Linked DNA regions of Homo sapiens: region 1 is linked to region 2. A link is a contact called in ENCODE Hi-C or POLR2A ChIA-PET data. All regions are on one chromosome and are shown on one strand. The core of a region is the stretch at or near the end of the contact, and the rest is flanking DNA. Distances in the headings are between cores, read along the strand shown.

Region 1 (5,128 bases), core at 2,456-4,955, 73 kb after region 2:
CCTTGGATCTCTGGCCGAGTGGAGGTGCCCCTGGTTCATACAGGCCCGAGCTGCCCTCAGGGCCCTCCTCCCTCTGCCTCCAGCCAGAGACTTTCTCACCTGCTGCTCTGGGGCAGAAATCGGAGCCACCTGGAGTGTGCCTGCCAGGGTCAGGGGGTGAGGAGATAAGGGCCTGGCTTTCAGCTCACAGGAAGTGGGCCTGAATGCGGAGAATAGCAGCAATTCCATCTGATAAGGCCCCGCTAAACCCCACATTGACAGGCCCCACCGCCCACCCGGGCTCCAGGGGCCAAGGGAGGGGCCGCCAGCCCACTCAGCCCTGCAAGCTGCTCCTGCCCTTCGGCCTGGGAGGGGGCCTTCCTCTGCCCTGGCCTCCATACCTCCAGCACTTGGGTGGGCTTTGATCACCTGTGGATTGCAGGGGGGAAGCTGCGCAACTTCTCCACTGCCCCTTCCCCCTGCCAGCCTGGGGGGGGCGCATACTGGGAGTCTGGAGAAAGGCAGCCCCCCCCCGGCACACTTGGAGGTGGGGGGCATTCCTAGCAACCCCCTTCATCCCCGAGTCCATTGATGAATGGACCCTCTCTGCAGAGAACACAGCCCACCAGGGAATCCCCCAGATCAGGACCCCAGGTACAGAGGGGTTCAAAGCACGTTTGTTGAATGAATGAATGAATGAATGAACAGATGAGCGAATAGCCCAGGCTCCACTTCCAGGCTGAGTAACTACTACAAAGGGACACACATGGGACGGGGGCTGCCAGGAGGGACTTCTCTGAGCCTCGTTCTTCAAGGAGCCAGATCCCGGAAAGGAAACACATTCGTCCAAATCCTCTAATTTGCTGCCCAGAGGAATCCTGGTGCCCAGGGCCGCTGACAGCCCCTTCTGTGGGAATGGGCAGAGAACAGCCTTCCTCCCCGTTGCCTGGCACCCGGACCCAGGGCTCCTGGGCTGCGTCCTGGGCTCACCGTGGCTCTGCTGTGGGTTAAGCAACCCCTTGTTAGTAGGCTCCCCGCTCGGGTGGAATGGCTGTGAGCTGTGGCCCGGCCCCGTCTGTGGCCAGATCTGCACACAGCCCCGGGGGGCCTCAGGGACTCCGGGCTCATGACACAGACATCTCCACCTCTCAGGATGAGGGAGGGTCACCTCTCTGCCCAGGCAGTGGCTCTATCATGCCCCTAAAACATAGACTCTGGCCCTGGGACTGGGTGTGCATTCCTGAACAGGGGACGGGCTTGGAGGTCCCACCCTGCCAGGCTCCCTGCTCCGAAGCACCCGTGGGTCCCCCACCTCTGTCTGGCCAAGCCCCCGACCCTCCTGCCATGGCCTTCAGCCCCATTTTCAGGCTCCGCATCTCCCACTTTCCTGACAATGCGCTCACCTCTTTCCAGGCTGGCCTGATATGGGAGGTGCGTGCACTGGGAAGTGGTAATGAGATTCTGCCACGCGCTGTGTACTCGCTTCCGAGAAAATCATCTATTAATTGATTCCAATTACTCTTAATTGTTTCTCATACGTTTCAATTAGGCAGCCCTGTTGTTACAGCGGGAGCTGGATTAGGCGAGTAATCCCCAGGCCTCTAATGTCGGGGTGGTGTGGGCAGTGGGGGGCTCGGGGCTGGGGGAGGCCGTGGGGCGGCTAGGGAGCGGTGGGGGGGCGTGGCCTGGCCCCCCCTCGGTTCGGTTTGGTTTATTTTGTTTTGGGGGCTTTATGGGCTGTTGTTTTTTTCCATTCTAGATCGGTCTTATGCTTCAAGGGTTGATTTTTTTTTTATTGTGGCAAAATACATATAAGATAAATTTCTAATTTTAACCATTTTAAGGCGTGTCATTCGGTGACATTTAGCACATCTGCATTGTTGTGCAAACACCACTTCTGCCGACTTCCGAGAGGCTTTCACCACCCCAGGAGAAACTGCGCCCCAGCAGCACTCACTCCCCACCGCCCGTCCCCCCAGGCCCTGACTGCACCCCAGCAGCACTCATTCTCCTCCGCCCATCCCCCCAGGCCCTGGCAACTGCTGACCCATCCCTGTTCGGCCTCTGGATTTGTCCTCTCCATGGAATTCTATGATCTGTGTCCTTTGGTGCCTGGCTTCTCTCACTACGCATCTGTGTTCAAGGTTCTTCCTCACTGTAGCGTGGGCCAGTGCCTCACTCCTTTTCTTGGCTAATATTCTGCTGCAGACTCCTCTGCTGGTGGACATGAGTTCTTTCCACCTCTTGGCGATTTTGGACAGTGCTGCTATGAACATGAGTGTGCCTGTTTTTGTCTGAACACTGCTTTCAGCTCTCTTGGGTCTATATCTAGGCGTGGGATTGCAGGTCACACGGCCTTACTCCTCAGCTTACAGTGGCAGAGTCCAGGCAGCAAGGTGGTGGGGAGGAGAGCCAGGTGTCCTGGAGAGGTGGGTGCCTGTCCCTCTGCATCAGACACAGGGAGGCCCTCGTGGGGGTGAAGGAGGCTGGAGCAGAGGAGGCAGGAGTAGCAGAGACCCCCTTGGCGTGGCAGGGGTCTGGCTCAGAAAGCACAGGGCCTTGTGTGCTGGAGAAGGGGCCACTTCCCACAACGGGGAGGCTGAGCAGGGCCAGTGCTTTGGCCTGGCTGCAGGATCTCAGAATCTTGGGGCTGCATCTGACCCTAGGAGTCTGGAAACCGGACTCCAAAACGTGCCCTAGCTTTCCAGCTCATGTGGAGATGCAGGAAAAGGGGCTTCAGACCTAGAGCAGCACGGTGAGGGAGGAAAGATCTGCCCCTTTGATGAGCACAGACGTCTCTCCTCCAAAAAGCCTTCCTCCGAAGGCATCTAGAACCTTCTCTTGGCCAAGAGCCATCGCGGCTAAGGTCACAGATGTGGTGGTGGGGTTTGGATGTGCGTCCCCTCCAAATCTCATGTTGAAGTGTGATGCCTGATTTTGGAGGTGGAGCTTGGCAGGAGGCGAGTAGATCATGGATCATGGAAGGTTTGGCTCCATCCCCTTGGTGATGAGTGAGTCCCCCCTCGGTTAGCTCATGCGAGATCTGCTTTAAAAGAGTCTAGGACCTCCCCAGCCTCTCCCTCTTGCCCACTCTATCACATGTCACACGCAGGCTCCCCTCCCCTTCTGCCATGAGTAAAAGCTCCCTGAGGCCTCCCCTGAGCTGAGCTGATGCTGGTGCCATGCTTATACAGCCTGCAGGACCACGAGCCAATGAAACCTCTTTTCTTTACCCAGCCTCAGGTGTTTCTTTGAAGTAATGCAAAACGGCATAACACACGTAAAGTGCAGCTGACCTGGCACAGGATTTATTTACCAGCAGCGTGAGCCAGGGCACAGCCTGTGATTCCCTGGGCAGCTGCTTCCTCAGCTGCCAAACGGAGACAGGCTCACAAAATAACCCAAACCCCGAGGACGAGTGTTTACCAGGCCTTGAGCTTTCAGGAAAGAGGGAAGACAGAGCAGGCACAGAAGCTTCCAGACGATGAACTGCAGCCTGGCCCAGCCCAGCCAGGGATTGCCGGGGTTGGATGTAGGGGTTGCCACAGGTCCCACCACGTCAGGGACTTCCATCAGGAAGGGCACAAAGGCCAGGGGGAGATGGCGAGGCCAATGAGTATGCCCATAACCCACCCCCCCACATTCTCTGAAGAGAGCCCCAGATGTCACTAGGGTCATTTCTGAAGTGAAGCATGGCTGAGGACCAGGTCCTCAAATTCTGGCTCCCACAGGGTCTCTGAGGTTCCTGGCTGGCCGCCATCAACTCCTCTTGTGGGGAGGAAAGCGGGACAGGGAACCAGCCCTTGACACCTACAATGGCCACAATGCCTGCCTTGCAGAGGCTGTGCCCAGTGGAGGAGACCAGCCCAGCCCAGGGCTTCCTAGAGACCACGGGGCTCTGCTCCACAAAGCCACCACTGTGGCCTCCACCACCTCCAGGTTCACCCACGTCCTTCTCACGGATCTCAGCTCTGCCCATCAATCATCATCGCCAAGTGCTCGCCGGGAACAGAGCAAACGAACACTCACCCTCACTCAGCTCATTTCACTCCAACAGCCATCCTGCACTGCAGGCATTTTTAATCCACTTTATAGATGAGGAAACAAGGCCCCTGAGGTCGCCAACTAGGATCAGCAATGGCCTGCGCCTTCCGCGGAGGGCCATCCACGCGTCCAACCCCATAGGATGTGCCTGTACGAACAGCAGCAACATGACCCCATAGGCTCAGAGCCAGAGTCCCCAGCGCCAGCCCCGCCATGTCAAGGGCACAGCCAGAGAGGACGGGGTGGCAGGGAGACCAGGTTCCCCCCTGTGGCTTCAGGAGGGTGGGCGCCCTGAGAGAACTCGCTTCAAGGCCCCTGTCCCTGCCTGGAAGGAGCCCAGCGTGCGAATTCCAGCTGCCCTGCACAGCCCCAGCGTCCTGCTCTGAGGCCTGAGAGGAAGCGTGTTTGGGGAGCTGGTGTCTGGGTGCAAAGGGAAGCCAGATCACCACACCGAGGAAGGCACTTCAAAGGAGACTTTTCACAGCCTTCCGCTTGGGAAAGTGAATGAAAGAACGTTATTGACTGAGGGCTGGGGCCGGCCTGGAAATAGCAGGACATGGAAGCCCTTGGAGGATGGGGAACAGTTCCTCCCCTCAGGGCGTCCGTAGAGAACACGTCCTTAGCCCGGTCGCGTTAGCACGTCGCATGTCCGAAAGCGTGCTCAACAGGATTCTAAAGGGAGCAGAGTTTATTTCTTTTAACTTTTGACTGGCCAATCCAAACAAACAAACAAGGCTTCAAACAGAGCATTGGAGGATATCTGAAATCTAACCTTTGGCTGAGGTTAAAACACACACACACACACACACACACACACACACACACACACCCTTGGACATAAATCTGCAAATAAACTTTCCAAAGAAAAACACCTACTTCTTTCAAAATCCAGCCTTCTTCCCCGTTCTTTCTGGCATCCTGGTGGAAGGTGCTGGCCTGGCAGGGGCAAGGAGGACTCAGGAGTCCACAGAGCCCAGCTGCCCACACCTCCCCTGGCACCCCAGCCACCTCTGCCCAGGTTCACAGGAGGCCCGGGGGCCAAGTGCCCCATGCTCCTGCACTGAAGTGTGGGAGAGCTCAGACTGGTCTCCATGACCAGCCCAGC
Region 2 (5,186 bases), core at 538-3,037:
TTCCAGCATCACACACCCTTCCCACCTCCCCATACAACTCCAGGGAAGACTTGCATCTCCCCTGCGGTGTACCCCTCAGAGACCACCTTCTGAAACCCCACTCTCAAAAAGAAACTCTTTGCTTTTCAAACAGCTTTAGTTGTGTGAACCCAAGCAACTACCCACACCCTGGCCTAGCAGGGAGCACTCCTGATTGTCTGGATTCCTGTGGTTCTGGGGGGCCAGGCCCCAAGGACAGCTCCACAGGCCTTTGGGGTTTTACTCAGCTCTAACCCCACAGGCTGCCTCTCTGCTAAGCCTCTTCTGAGCTGCTTCCGAGCCCCCATGAGGGTCTGTCCACAAGCACTTTCTGTGGGCCTGGGAGACTTGGTGGTGAAAAGAAATTCCTGGAAGGCAAAGGGCTCTGTAAGAAAACTCCTTTATCCTACTGACACCTTAATTTCTTCGTCTGTAAAGTGGAAATAATAACTTTTGCCTCAGAGTTATGGTGGTGACTATACAAGTTGTGGTGTGTAAAGCAAACTTAAAATAGCACCTGGCACATGCTTGAGACTCAGAGTGAGATCAAGATTTGTGTGATGATGCTGGTGATGAGGTTGATAATGAAGATGAAGATGATGGTGACCATGGTGGTAGTGATTATGTTAATGATGAAGGAAATGATGATCATAGCTTTGATTATGATGGTGTTGATGATGGTGATGGTGGTGGGGTGATGACGGTGATGGTGATGGTGGTGATGATGAGGAAGATGATGATTTAGGTGATGAGGGAGATGATGATGATGGCAATGATAGTGATGATGATACCATTGATGATGACGATGATGATGATGAGCCTCAAGGTCCCATCTAGACACAGTCATTACATGGGAGAACCAAAGAGCCCAGGAAAGGGCAGACATCAAGGGACCAGAAGACCCCAGAAGCTTCAGTTCTGGCTCCATCATCAACCAGCGTGACCTGGGACAAGTCACTTAACCTCTCAGGGCCTTGTTTTCTGCCTTGGCAACAGAGGGTAGACACTCTGTTCCCCACTCAAGTTCCTGGGCTAGGGAGGACCCCGGGAGATAAGGCATGGAACAGTGCTCAGGAGAGTCCTTCACAAACATGAGGCATTAACAAGAAAAAAAAAAAAAAACAGGAAGAGGCAGAAAGAAAACTCTTGAATGTCCCTCACGCCCTGGTCCTCTTAGGTGACCTCTCACACAGAGAAGCGGGCCTTGGGGAGTGAATAAGAAATACAGGACTTCCTGCGAGATAGCAAGTGAATTGTGAGCCGCGAATTACTTTTTTCCTTTGAAAAATGAGGTAGTCGGGTCAAAATATTTTTGCATTTCAAACACTTGAGTTCCTTTGTCCTTGGGGCGAGATGACTTGGTTTCCATGCAGCCTCACAATGCATGGAAACATCTTTTAGCTGCCAGACGGGGCTTCTGATAAGCCGCCAATTCATAGTGTGGGTTTGGAGAGCTGGAGACGGGGTGAGAAAGCTGAGGCCTTTGCAAAGTCTATTTACACAGTGGCGAGAGTCCCTTTCACCCTCTCCGGCAAACAGGCCCTGGAGCACAGGCATTGAACCCAGGGGGCCGGGTAGATGACCTGTACACACGGCATTGCCCACCAGCCCACGCACACACCAGACCCACCTAACTGGGTTCCTGGGGGAGACCTGCCCAGATACCCCTGGAGCCAGACCCCCAGGGACCTCCTCCACTCCTCCTGTGTCAGGGCAGCCTGCCTCCTGAAAGAACTGGCGTTCAGCCTGCCCCGCCCTCCGTCCTGGTCCCCACCCTCCATCCTGGCTCCGTTCAGAAACGTGCCCCAGGGACCAGGTTTGCTCAGTTGACAGGTTGTCTGGCCTGCAGCCTGTGCAGCTCCTGGTCCCATGGGCCATGAGGCAATAGGAAGAGAAAGGAAAGAGCTGTCATCCTACCCCCCACCCTGTCTCCTTTCCTTTTCTAAGCCACCTGCTCTGCTGCCCTTGGAGCTGAATGGAAGCTTCCAGTACAGGTACTTTCAGAGGGAAGGACTGAAAAATCAGTCGGCTTGTTTATTTGACTAATGCGCCCTCAGGCACTTGTGCTTTTAGCAAGTAGTACCCATTCTACAGGTGAAGAAATTGGGCACAGAGAGGTTCGGTAATCTGCCGAAGATCACACAGCAGTGAGGGGCATTGAACCCAGGTGCTCTGGCTCTGTGTGCTAAGCACAGACATGAGGCTCCTGTTTGATCCATTAACGTGCATTTGTGACCCAGTTGCGTCCCTGGACTCTGAAGACCAAGGGCTCCCTCCTTCCCCCAGGGACTCCACATTATTCTGGTAACATGGGAATCTGAGGGACAGCCCCACACTTGTGAGTCACCAGGAGTCCATCTGAAGGCAAAGCCAGCCAGCGGGAAAAATTCAACCAGACCGAGCAGGAGTCTTGCCCTGGGGCCCCCAAGGAACCGGCTTCATTCAAGAGCCTGGGATCCACAGTGTCACCCTTGGCGGGAGGCGTGGTTGGCCAGAGCCCCTCCCTCTGTGTCCCCCATCTCCTCCTGGTTGCAGGCTATTCCTGGCCACTCCTCTCCTCAAAACCAGATGATGAAGTTGGAGGGATGGGGTCCTTGCTGAGGGGTTTTGGGGAAGGGGTGCAGCTTGAAAAGAACCCACAGAGAAAAATCCCACAGGACACACATGTGCTCTTTAGTGGGGGAGGCAGTTCAGTGACGATGACAGCAGTAATGACAACACACAGAAAACATGAGGGTGTGCGAGCATGGGGTCCCAGGGACGACACCTGCGGGGTGCTGCCACGATGGTGCTGGGAGGTGCGGGGTGCAGTAATGACAACACACAGACAACACGAGGGTGTGCGCGCATGGGGTCCCAGGGAGGACACCTGCGGTGTGCTGCCGCGACGGTGCTGGGAGGTGCAGGTGACAGCCAAGCACTGGATCCTTGAGAGTGAGTGATTGTGCCTCCGGCAGGGCCATAGAGAGGGTCTGTTTCAGATGGAGGTGCCCCGGCGGATGAGGCATCGCAGGGGCACCAGCTCCTCTGGGCATGCAGCCTCTGGTTGGTGATGGCTCAGTGTGTACCCCAGGGGCTCCACAGACCCTGCAGCCTGCCTGGCGGCCCCTCCCACCCCGCACGGGTCTCAGGCACCAGCAGCCTCTTCCATTTCTGTCCTCAGTTGCTCTGAGTGCCCGGGGATGGGAAAGCCTGGCCTGAGAACACGGTGAGCTGAGGCTGAGGGCCGGGACACTGTGTCTAAGGCTCTCCCCGCCCCGCCCGGCTTTGTCAAAGGCCTCACCCCCAGGTGCAGAAATATGAGGGGTAGACCAGAATTCTGGGGCCATCCCAAGTAGACAGAGCGTGCCGCTCTCCCGTGGGGCCCCCCGCAGGCCTGCTCTAGATGAGACCACCTGTTGGTGGTGGGAACCCTGGGGGGCCTAACCCTGTCTAGTGGTCCCTGGGCATCTGTCCTGGTGGCCACTCACTGGGATCGCACTCACAGAGATCCCAGAAGAGCCCAGCCTGAATGCAGCCAACAGTGGCACAGGCTGCCAGAGTCCCTGAGCTCTTCCATCCCATGGGGAACTTTCCCCAAGGCACACGGCCCATATGTCCGGGCCACAGCTCTCTGCTGGCTCCTGCCCATGCTGCCCTGCAGATGCCAGACCTGACTGGGCTCCTCCAGGCCCTCACAGCCCTGACCACAACTCCAGGGAGGCTGCCTGGACGGCAAGATGGATACCAAAGGAGGTGTCTCATCTAATAGTTGGAACGTGAAGCCAGGAGAAGCCTTTGCCACCCATTAGAAAAGCGACCCCTGGGCAGGTGGCGCAGGTGGGGGTATGGCGGCACCATTCACTCACTCCTTTGTTTCTGTGGTTGCTGGGTCCTTCCTTCAGTCGACGCCTCTTGGAGCCTCCTGTACGGGCACTCGCCCTCTCTGTGACCCCCACTTCATCCGAGGGTTCCAGGGCTCAGGGAGGGGCAGGACTTTGCCCAAAGCTACTGTGCAGCTGAGCAGACTCCTGGCCATCTTCCACAAGCTTAGGGAGCATAGGTTTCCAAGGCCAAGGCTGTGAACAGTCAGGCCCTTCCCCAGAGCCCACCATCCCCTGGAAGAAGCGAATAAAAAGCAGAGAAATAGCAATGACACGAGCAGTTACAATAACAGGTGCTATGGAGTCCGAAAATGGGGCGCTGTGTGACCTGGGGCCTCTCTGCGGAGGGGCCTTAAGGGAGTCCATGAGGCTGAGCCGGAGCAGGATATGGAGCAGAGCTGAGCCTTCCAGGTGGAGGGAGCAGCATATCCAAGGACCCCGGGCCAGAAGGGAGGCAGGGGAGGGGTGTGGAGGGGCATCCGAGGACCCTGGGCCAGGAGGGGAGGAAAGGGGAGAGGCATAGAGGAGCATCCGAGGACCCTAGGCCAGGAGGAGAGGAAAGGGGAGAGGCATAGAGGAGCATCCGAGGACCCTAGGCCAGGAGGAGAGGAAAGGGGAGAGGCGCAGAGGGGCATCTGAGAACCCCGGGCCAGGAGGGAGGCAGGGGAGGGGCATGGAGGGACATCTGAGGACCCCGGGCCAGGAGGAGCGGAAAGGGGAGGGGTGTAGATGGGCACCCGAGGACCCCGGGCCAGGAGGGGAGGAAAGGGGAGGGGCGTGGAGGGGCATCTGAGGACCCCAGGCCAGGAGGGAGGCAGGGGAGGGGCGTGGAGGGGGCTTGCAGGTCCCATGTGCGTGAGTCCCTGGGGTGCTGACAGGAGGGGGCTGCAGACAGCCAAGGGCAGAGGGGCTTGGACAAGGATGGAACAGAAGATAACAAACAGACATATTTGGGACATCTCAGAAGGAGAAGGATCAGGCTATGGAAATAGGGTCCAAGGACAGTGGGGATGGGCTCATTGGCAGGGATGGGAAGCCCAGAAGCCCAGGGCAAGGGACTGGGCAGTGGAGATGGAAATGGAGGCGGTGGATATCAGAGGAGGGGTCAAGCAGACAGATGCAGATTTCTGAGCACAGAGAAACCTGAGCTGAGCCACTGAGTCCCCCAGCCTCTCTCTGACCCAGGGCCCAGGAGGGAGGGGAGACCAGCAGGGAGGCGGGAGGCAGCCCTGGAATCCCTGGTGCCACCTATTGAGGCCGAGGCGAGCGGGCTGTTAGGACTGGGACTGAGGGTGGTGGACAGGG

Evidence for each region. A loop is a pair of places that touch in the nucleus more often than their neighbours do. ChIA-PET counts read pairs that join two places held with the same protein, here RNA polymerase II (POLR2A).
Region 1: a map of endothelial cell of hepatic sinusoid shows a loop between it and region 2 (6-fold over the local background). The contact joins two enhancer-like sites. A Hi-C loop is called at or near these places in 1 of 168 maps with a recorded cell type or tissue (endothelial cell of hepatic sinusoid). POLR2A ChIA-PET finds 5 or more read pairs at or near these places in 1 of 52 experiments (HepG2).

What each region holds. Positions count from the first base shown.
Region 1 is chr1:3,330,791-3,335,918 of GRCh38, forward strand. All of the region lies in intron 3 of PRDM16 (PR/SET domain 16), which reads left to right. Among named protein-coding and RNA genes, the nearest start is that of ARHGEF16, 120 kb to the right of the region's middle. RefSeq lists an enhancer at 1-202. Within about 2 kb of position 3,706, at least 6 of the 41 ENCODE cell types and tissues checked have a DNase peak (open chromatin) inside an H3K27ac peak, as active enhancers do.
Region 2 is chr1:3,260,003-3,265,188 of GRCh38, forward strand. The region is part of intron 3 of PRDM16 (PR/SET domain 16); the gene reads left to right. Among named protein-coding and RNA genes, the nearest start is that of MIR4251, 130 kb to the left of the region's middle. Within about 2 kb of position 1,788, at least 2 of the 41 ENCODE cell types and tissues checked have a DNase peak (open chromatin) inside an H3K27ac peak, as active enhancers do.